3 separate regions of the Homo sapiens genome follow, and regions 2 and 3 are each linked to region 1. Evidence: chromatin contacts called from ENCODE Hi-C or POLR2A ChIA-PET data. All regions are on one chromosome and are shown on one strand. Each heading gives the region's core, a stretch centred on a gene start or an enhancer-like site at or near the end of the contact. The rest is flanking DNA. Distances are from core to core; before and after follow the strand shown.

Region 1 (2,612 bases), core at 57-2,556:
CGAGTAGCTGGGATTACAGGTGCCCACCACCACGCTCAGTTAATTTTTTGTATTTTTAGTAGAGACAGGGTTTCACCATGTTGGCCAGGCTGGTCTCGAACTCCTGACCTCATGATTCGCCCGCCTTGGCCCCCCAAAGTGCTGGGATTACAGGCGTGAGCCACTGTGCCTGTGCCCCACACTCTTTCATCTGTCTCCCACGCACTACTTGTACCAAGTAATCATCAACATTTCATGGTAACAGCCCCTCCATCAGATTCTTCCTTCCTGGAAACATCAATGGTCACACAAACGTCCCACAAAGAAGAAAGGCCCATCACCTAGGCTGCAGAAGGTATGAGTCCTTGTGGCAAATCAAATCCCACTTTGCCAGTAACTCGACTTAGGAAGACAACACAAAATGGAGGAAGAAATGGAAGCAGCATATACAAATTCAATCTATTCCATCTCCTATTTATTTTATGCAAAGTTTTCCTGGTCCTTATTAATGCCGGCTTTCCCTCCGCCATTTAATCTCTGCTTCCATTTCATTCTTAGAGGCCTGTGATTATTCTAATTCAGCATTTGGATGACTTCATTTCCACTCAAGTACACCCAGGTCAACTTGGATAGAAAAGAAAGAGGAGGAGAAGAAAAATAATCAGCTAAAAGCTATTAAATATCAGCCGTGTGCCTCATGATTGGTTTTAAAGGCAGTGGTGAGGTTAGCAACAGTCAGAAACTCAACCCTTTTGCCTCTTCCTGCATATTAACATTTTTTTCTGGGGCTCTCACTAATATGGCTTCGAATGTAAATAAAGTACAGATTGGCAGCCCACTTTTAGCTAATTCACAAATACCAAGTCTGAATATACGGAGCTGTAAAAATTTAGAGGGTGGTAACTTGACAAATCTGGCCGGTCTACAGAGAGACTATTTCTAAGAGGACAAAAGAAGAAAATAAAGAAAGAAAATGGAAGAAAAAGAAAAGCATACAGGACCTGTGTAAGGGGGTATCCTACGGAGGTGGGGGGCGGGTGGGAATCTCCATATCAATGTTCACTCCACCGAACAACAGAGTTCGATTTCAATGCCAAGTCTAAATGAACTGCGCTTTCTCCTCCATAAGAACCACCCCTTGCACCCACTGGCACAAGCTTGAACCATGATTTCTGGTACACTTTCAGTTCCCACTGAACTACATCTAGGGAGAAAAAGGCTTTATTTTCTCCTACTAACAACTCCATTGTTAAGTGACGTCTTCAGAGGGCCCAGGAGGACTCTGGGAAGGTGAGCTGGTGGAAGTACTTCATACCGCCCCCCCGCCCCTACCCACCCAGGGCTCATTAACTCCTTTGTGCCCAAGGGCTCCCCTACCGCTGGCTCTCCTCTCCTTGCCGCAGCAGAAAAAGTAAATACAGCTAAATCATACCAGGAAATGCGGTCAAACAGCAAAGCTGAAGTTTGAGCCTTGTTCTTCTATTCGGCCTTGTTCCTCTACCTACTATGCAAATGCACATGGCATTTGATTAGCACAATCTCAAAGTTTTCCCAGCTTGCTACCCAGAAGGCATCCTAGTTTTCTATTTGTATATTTTAAAACACTGTTAACGAGCAATAATAATGTCTGATGCCTTTGCCTAACAACAGCTGGCTATATTTTATATACTAAGAGGGAAATGGGAAGTTTTCCTAGAAACCCAGTATTTCAGAATCTCCTTTTTGAAGCAAAAATACGAAAATTTAAGAGAAGTAACGTTAGGGTGCTCAATCTTTAGAACTCGACAACCTTACTGGCTTCAGCCGAAATCAGTCTATGGAGGAAAAGTTCACCAGGAAAACACAAAGTTGTTTAGCAGGAGGGTTTACCTGCAAAGCCCCAGGATCATATTACTCATGGGTAAGGTTTGTTTGCCTCTGCCACCTGGCCTAGAAGGTGGAGGAGGCAGAGGAAGCAGGATTCTCCTGTCTACTCGCTGTGCTGTTTCCCACTGAGCAGCTTGGCCAGGGGTCAGGGGGCAAATAAAGTCCCCTCCCCTTATGACACACTTCCAGAGGGAGATGCTGACACAAACCAGGCAGAAGATTAATAAAACATGGGGACAGTGTTGGCTTTGTTCTGGGCTATTAGAGGAAGAAAATTTAAACACAAAAGTAGCCTTCAGCCAGGGAAGAGCGTGCGCATGGTCCTTCCTGGTCCAGCCTACAATTGTCGTTGAAGAAGGTCTGAAGGGCAACACCCAGGCTCTCCAGAAAAAGGTGGAGCAGAGGACAGGGTGAGGCCCGGGAGGCTGACCACTCCCCGGGCAACCCACCTACATGAACCACTTCAGAGGACAAAGCCTCACGGGAGCTCAGATGTCCACAAAGGACACACAAGACTTTTGTTTTCCAAGCCTCCTCTGAGAGAACCACACTGCACAGAGCTCTGTTTATCTACGACACACATTTAAAGCAAGAAAACACTACCTGAGGATCACAGTCCACTCTCAGGCTTATTTATCTTCTCACAGATCTCATGCCTTTTAAATTTCAAAGGGCTTTATGAGACTTTTATTCCAGGTATGACTCTCCTCACACATACAGTATCAAAAGGGGTGTCTGAGTGGGGGCCATGAATGCAGCTTCGCACC
Region 2 (2,612 bases), core at 62-2,561, 51 kb before region 1:
ACACAGCTCCTGCCTCACGTCTCTCCTTTGGCCGGAAGAAATGCACCACCCAGAGCCTGCCACCCTCCTCAGAACACACTCTGCCATTTCAGTCAACCACGCTTTCTGCCTAGAAAGCTCCTCTCCCTTCTCGGCTCAATGGTGACCTCCCCTTGAAGGCTATAGAAGCCACAGCTCCCCTGCCTATGGATAAAGTACAAGTTTCCTAGCACCACTGGGACCTGCCCCTGCCCACCTCCACCCTACTGCCATGGTTCCTCGCCTCCCTTTGTTCCTTCTGGCATTGCAAACTGCTGTAGTTCTCCAAACACACAGGCGGGGTGCCTCATGTCCCATTAGTACTCTCCCCAGGTGAACCCATCCAGCTCCTCATGATTCCTCTGCCTTCTACCTGCTTTCATGGTGGCGTACATCAAATCTTTTTCTTTTCTTCTCTTTCTTTTTCCTTTTCTTTTCCACTTTCCCTCCCTACCTTCCTCCCCTCTTTCCTTCCAAAGACAGGATTTTGCCCATCAAATCTTTTTCTTTTCTTCTCTTTCTCTCTTTTTCCTTTCCTTTCCTTTTTCTCTTTCCCTCCCTAACTTCCTGCCTTCTTTCCTTCCCAAGACAGGGTTTGGCTCTGTCACCCGGGCTGGAGTGCAATGGTGCAACCACAGCTCACTGCAGCCTCATCCTCCCAAGCTCAAGTGATCCTCCTGCCTCAGCTTCCCAAGTAGCTGGGACTACAGGCATGTGTCACCACGCCCAACTGATTATTTATTTATTTATTTATTTATTTATTTATTTATTTATTTATTTGAGACAGAGTTCCGTTCTGTTGCCCAGGCTGGAGTGCAGTGGCATGATCTTGGCTCACTGCAACCTCCACCCCCCGGGTTCAGGCAATTCTCCTGTCTCAGCCTCCCGAGTAGCTGAGATTACAGGTGCCTGTCATCACGCCCAGCTAATTTTTACATTTTTAGTAGAGACGGGGTTTCACAATGTCGGCCAGGCTGGTCTCGAACTCCTGACCTCAGGTGATCTGCCCGCCTCAGCCTTCCAAAGTGCTGAGATTACAGGTGTGAGCCACCGTGCCCGGCTAATTTTTTAATTTTTTGTAGAGATGAAGTCTTGCTATGTTGCCCAGGCTGGTCTTGAATTCCTGGGCTCAAACAATCCTCCTGCCTCAGCCTCCTAAAGTGCTAGGATTAGAGGCGTGAGTCACCACCACACCCGGCCAAGCCATACTTTCGTTAAATGTTCTGCATGACTCTACCTTACCATGAGGCCATGAGTAAAGGCTGTGCCTCCTGTCTCCAGGACCTACCACTACTCAGATGCAACTGGTGCCTGAATAAACAAACACATGACAGTAGTGACTAAAAGCTGCTCTAATCAAACATCAGGGTTCCCATCTAACAAGTCTTCCTTTTCCTGGGAACCTCGGGACATTTATGGACCTGGAGCCAGAGGTCAAAAGTTCAGGGCCTCCTACCATTCTGATGTCAGAAGAGCAAAAGCCACAGCAGATGATTAAAATCTCTCCCTTCCTGTCTCCAGGCCGCGTGATGCCTTTTTCTAGAAAGTCCGACTGAGGACAATGCCCCCGTGCGGCATCCCATGTTCACCTCACCTTCTCTCACCTCATTCCTTTCCCACCCCTGCCCCCAAAACAAAGCAGGGAGCACTTCAGAAGAAAGTTGACAGTGACCCAAGTTTAACACAAAGGTAGTCATTACCATGTCATGAGGATGTGTGTGAGAAACACTTAGCCCAGGTTCCAAAACACCACAAATGGTTTACCTTTTGTGCCACATAAACACCCTAAACTCAAGTTTTACTCAACACTTATTAAATGGGAAGGAAAACATTAAAGAGCATTGGCCTGCCTCTGCCAAGCTCCCATCCATCCAGCTCTTACAAAGAGGGAGGCATTCTTCCGAGCGACGCAGCAAAACAACCACTGACGAGGTTGAGCTGAAGTTATTTGGTGGCAATTAAAAGGATCTGCCATAGTTACCCAAAGCAAACAACCCAACGCTCTCGCCAGGTGCCCAGCAACCGCGGAGCAGGGACAGGCAAGGGAATTCTCAAATTATCCTCCCACGGCCTGCACAGGGCACCCTCCCACCTGTGAACCAAGCCTGTGTCCCACCTGTATCCCACCTTGAACAAAGCCTGGTTCAAGACATGGTATCAGTAGCAATTAAGAGGGCAATTATTTTCTGGAGTTTATATGCTAACTGATCTGAGTTATGGGCCGAGCAGCTGGGCTTCTTGCTGATAACCCAGAGGCATGGAACACAGAGAGTATTAGAGCTGGAGAGGGGCTCTCCATCCATGTAGCCAGCAGTTCCCAGTCAGAGACTTTGTGCTCCTGAAGAAGATATCAGCAATGAGGCTGTCAGCTTCCAAAAGCCAACCAGAAATTGCACAGTGACCCAGAGTTCTTTCCTTCTGACTAAAGCATGGTAACACTGTGACCTAAATCTCTGATGGCCATTGAGAGATTAAAATATGTATACACACACATATATTAAAAATATGTGGCCGGGCACGGTGGCTCACGCCTATAATCCCAGCACTTTGGGAGGCCAAGGCGGGTGGATCACGAGGTCAAGAGATCGAGACCA
Region 3 (2,612 bases), core at 69-2,568, 51 kb after region 1:
TCTATAAAACTGTTAGAAGTGCAATGAAAATCAGCACTTCTTTTATTTGTCCTAAAATTATTTTCCTCAAACCTTGTACTTATGGTTTTCATGGAATTTGTGTGACCTTCCCTCTTTTAACCTCACTGGGCCATTTCATTTGCACAATGAAAGCTTTGATCTAACAAACCTCCAAGGCCCCCTCCAAACGCTAATGACTAGGATCTCACATCCCATATTCACCTTTCTAATACATCACTTTCATACTCAACCTTCTCCAATCTCACTTTTCCAAAAGATCCTTGTACTAGTGATGACTTTCTAGGATGACCATTAGTCCATAAGATGCCTTTGCATGAATCAGAAAAAGATGCTTCCTTCCTTCAAATGGACGCAGCCTGGCCTCAGAGCCTTGAGTCATTCAAGGTGTTACCTGGCAAGCCCTTAACCTTAAATATCATTGCAATCTTCAGAAGAGCCAGCTTCAGCCCATGAATGCAACCACCCAGGAGAAAAAATGCCTGAAGGAGTCATTCTGGTTTTACAGGTACAAATGCTGTCCATAAACACACACACACACACACACACACCCCCCCACACACACAGAAAAACCCACGAAGATCTTTCTCTTCTTCCCTCTGCCCTCAACTTTTCACTGATGCTTTTCTTTAAGGGCAAATAGTTGCCAAGGTCTATAACTGCAAGCTTTGCAACTCCCCGTGGGAGCCAAGCCTGCCAAGTGTGGTGCCTCAAATAGCAGCCCCCAAAGCTGTGGGGTTCACTGAGTATCATTCAAGACAGAAGCAGGAAAGCATGTGTGTGACCACAAGACCTCAGAAAGGAGATGGGGCTGTACAGAGATCCTGGCTGGATGATCAAGTCACTAAGGTCAAAGGTAAGGGCAAAGACTCAGTCAAGAGAAACAACAGAGCACCTTCAGCTCATCAAAAAAAAAGATTAATGTATTAATCGGAACACTAAGCATTTCTCCCTTGAGTATTTTCTCTTCCTATTTACTGATCAAATCTTTGTGAATGAAAGCACAATCCTCTTACTGGATCAAGAACGACACATACACAAAAGCCCCTCAACTGAAAAATCAAGTCGGGCAGGTCATGATTTCACCTTTATGTGAACAGGATGCAACCACAAAGGCCTGGATAGGGAGCTGGTGGCGCAGCTCCCACCAGCGTCATCGTTAATAAGTAAGCAGCAGCGGCCTATGCAAAGCTCTCCTCGCCCTGGCAAGCACACTGACCAGGTCTGAGCAGGCACGACCCAGCGGTGCCAAGAAAGCACAAGGTCTGGGGCAGAGCAGGAGGGAGGGGAGGTGTCTGTGTGCTGCCGAATGAAGCTCAAGTGGCTGGATCCAGCTCCGAAGGCCAGAAGCTCTAAGCAGCCCCTTCTACACCACACCACCCACTTCCTAATGTTGTTTTTCCCACCGGCGGTGGACTCTGACTCTGGGTGGCCTTGGGGGTCCTGGAGCTTAAGACCATGCAGAAGCTGTCACTCGGGAGACCAGAAGTTCAGAAGTAGGAGCTGCAGCCGCCTGGGTCTGTGGTTCTTGGCTGCCCCGAGAGGCAGTTCCTCTGCTTGGGGAGAAAGCAGGGTCTTTGTGGCAGTGAACAAGGCTGTCCTCAAGGAGAAACGGGGCCAGAGCTGCTTTGTTTTCTCAGGAAGGCCTGAATCATTAAGGAGAGAGCAAGCTCTCGAGCACACAAGATGAGAACAAATCAGCCCCGAGAAGCGGGGAAGGGTCTACTGAATGGGCCCTGGGCAGCTGGCCTGGGAGGTGCAATGTTGGAGCGTCTCAACCGGTCCAAAATAACCACACCAATTTGCACACGAATAAGCAAACACAAAACCCCAAAGCGAGGACATTCAAAACCGAAAGCAGCTGCTAATCACCTGTTTAATTTTTTTTTTCTTAAATTAGCTGCAACGAAGAATTTTCAAACTCTCAAATACAATACACGGCTTAACATTTTCATACACCTGTAAAACCAGTAAGTTAAATCCCATTACAAAAGACTCCAACTTATAAAGGAGCAGTTCAAATACAGTTCTTATCAAATATAAACAATGGAAAATGATTTAGGCATAAAACATCAGTCACTGGAAATTAACATTTGAAAAAAATTTTTTTACATAAAAACCATCTGTGTATTGAGATGGTGCACTCTGCTAAACCACAGGCCTAATTAGGAAACTAGGAACCAAGGCATTACAGAGCAATGCATTAAGTTTTGTGTGTTTTCGTCTTTGGGGGAGGGGGGATCTTGCTGAAATCTTATCAATACTGTGTTGTTCTTTCTTCTCTGTACATCTAAAATGATGTCTATGTCGGATTGCTAAGAGTGCTTTTGGCTGACAGACAAAACACAACTTGTCTTAGTCTGGGGTGGTTCTCCCTGCTGACGTCCCCACCCAAGGATAATCTGCTTAAGAGTCCAACCAGGGCATCAAAGTTATCAAGAAGATAAAAATGAAGAAACATGCCCGCCAAAAAAGAAGTTATGCAAAGAGGGGAGATCTGGTATGTGTGGGTAGTAAGGTCCAGAATTAAACCTTTCTTTCCCCGTCACTCTCTTTCCTAAGCAAAAGATTAAAAAAGACTGGCCAGGCACGGT

Evidence for each region. A loop is a pair of places that touch in the nucleus more often than their neighbours do. ChIA-PET counts read pairs that join two places held with the same protein, here RNA polymerase II (POLR2A). Pooled maps may share reads with other maps.
Region 2: a loop to region 1 is called in a pooled map, with 2.5 times the contacts of the local background. The contact joins two enhancer-like sites. A Hi-C loop is called at or near these places in 4 of 168 maps with a recorded cell type or tissue (HepG2, IMR-90, astrocyte of the cerebellum and 1 more), 8 of 37 single-sample maps with no recorded cell type and 12 of 50 pooled maps. POLR2A ChIA-PET finds 5 or more read pairs at or near these places in 9 of 52 experiments (AG04450, B cell, GM10248 and 6 more).
Region 3: a map with no recorded cell type shows a loop between it and region 1 (4-fold over the local background). The contact joins two enhancer-like sites. A Hi-C loop is called at or near these places in 6 of 168 maps with a recorded cell type or tissue (Caco-2, Caki2, OCI-LY7 and 3 more), 5 of 37 single-sample maps with no recorded cell type and 6 of 50 pooled maps. POLR2A ChIA-PET finds 5 or more read pairs at or near these places in 6 of 52 experiments (GM12878, HepG2, OCI-LY7 and 2 more).

Annotation. Positions count from the first base shown.
Region 1 is chr17:57,407,290-57,409,901 of GRCh38, reverse strand. All of the region lies in intron 6 of MSI2 (musashi RNA binding protein 2), which reads right to left. Among named protein-coding and RNA genes, the nearest start is that of MSI2, 150 kb to the right of the region's middle. Within about 2 kb of position 1,306, at least 13 of the 41 ENCODE cell types and tissues checked have a DNase peak (open chromatin) inside an H3K27ac peak, as active enhancers do; they include GM12878 and OCI-LY7, where a contact is called at or near this core.
Region 2 is chr17:57,458,315-57,460,926 of GRCh38, reverse strand. All of the region lies in intron 6 of MSI2 (musashi RNA binding protein 2), which reads right to left. Among named protein-coding and RNA genes, the nearest start is that of MSI2-AS1, 150 kb to the left of the region's middle. Within about 2 kb of position 1,311, at least 3 of the 41 ENCODE cell types and tissues checked have a DNase peak (open chromatin) inside an H3K27ac peak, as active enhancers do.
Region 3 is chr17:57,356,162-57,358,773 of GRCh38, reverse strand. The region is part of intron 5 of MSI2 (musashi RNA binding protein 2); the gene reads right to left. Among named protein-coding and RNA genes, the nearest start is that of MSI2, 100 kb to the right of the region's middle. Within about 2 kb of position 1,318, at least 23 of the 41 ENCODE cell types and tissues checked have a DNase peak (open chromatin) inside an H3K27ac peak, as active enhancers do; they include GM12878 and OCI-LY7, where a contact is called at or near this core.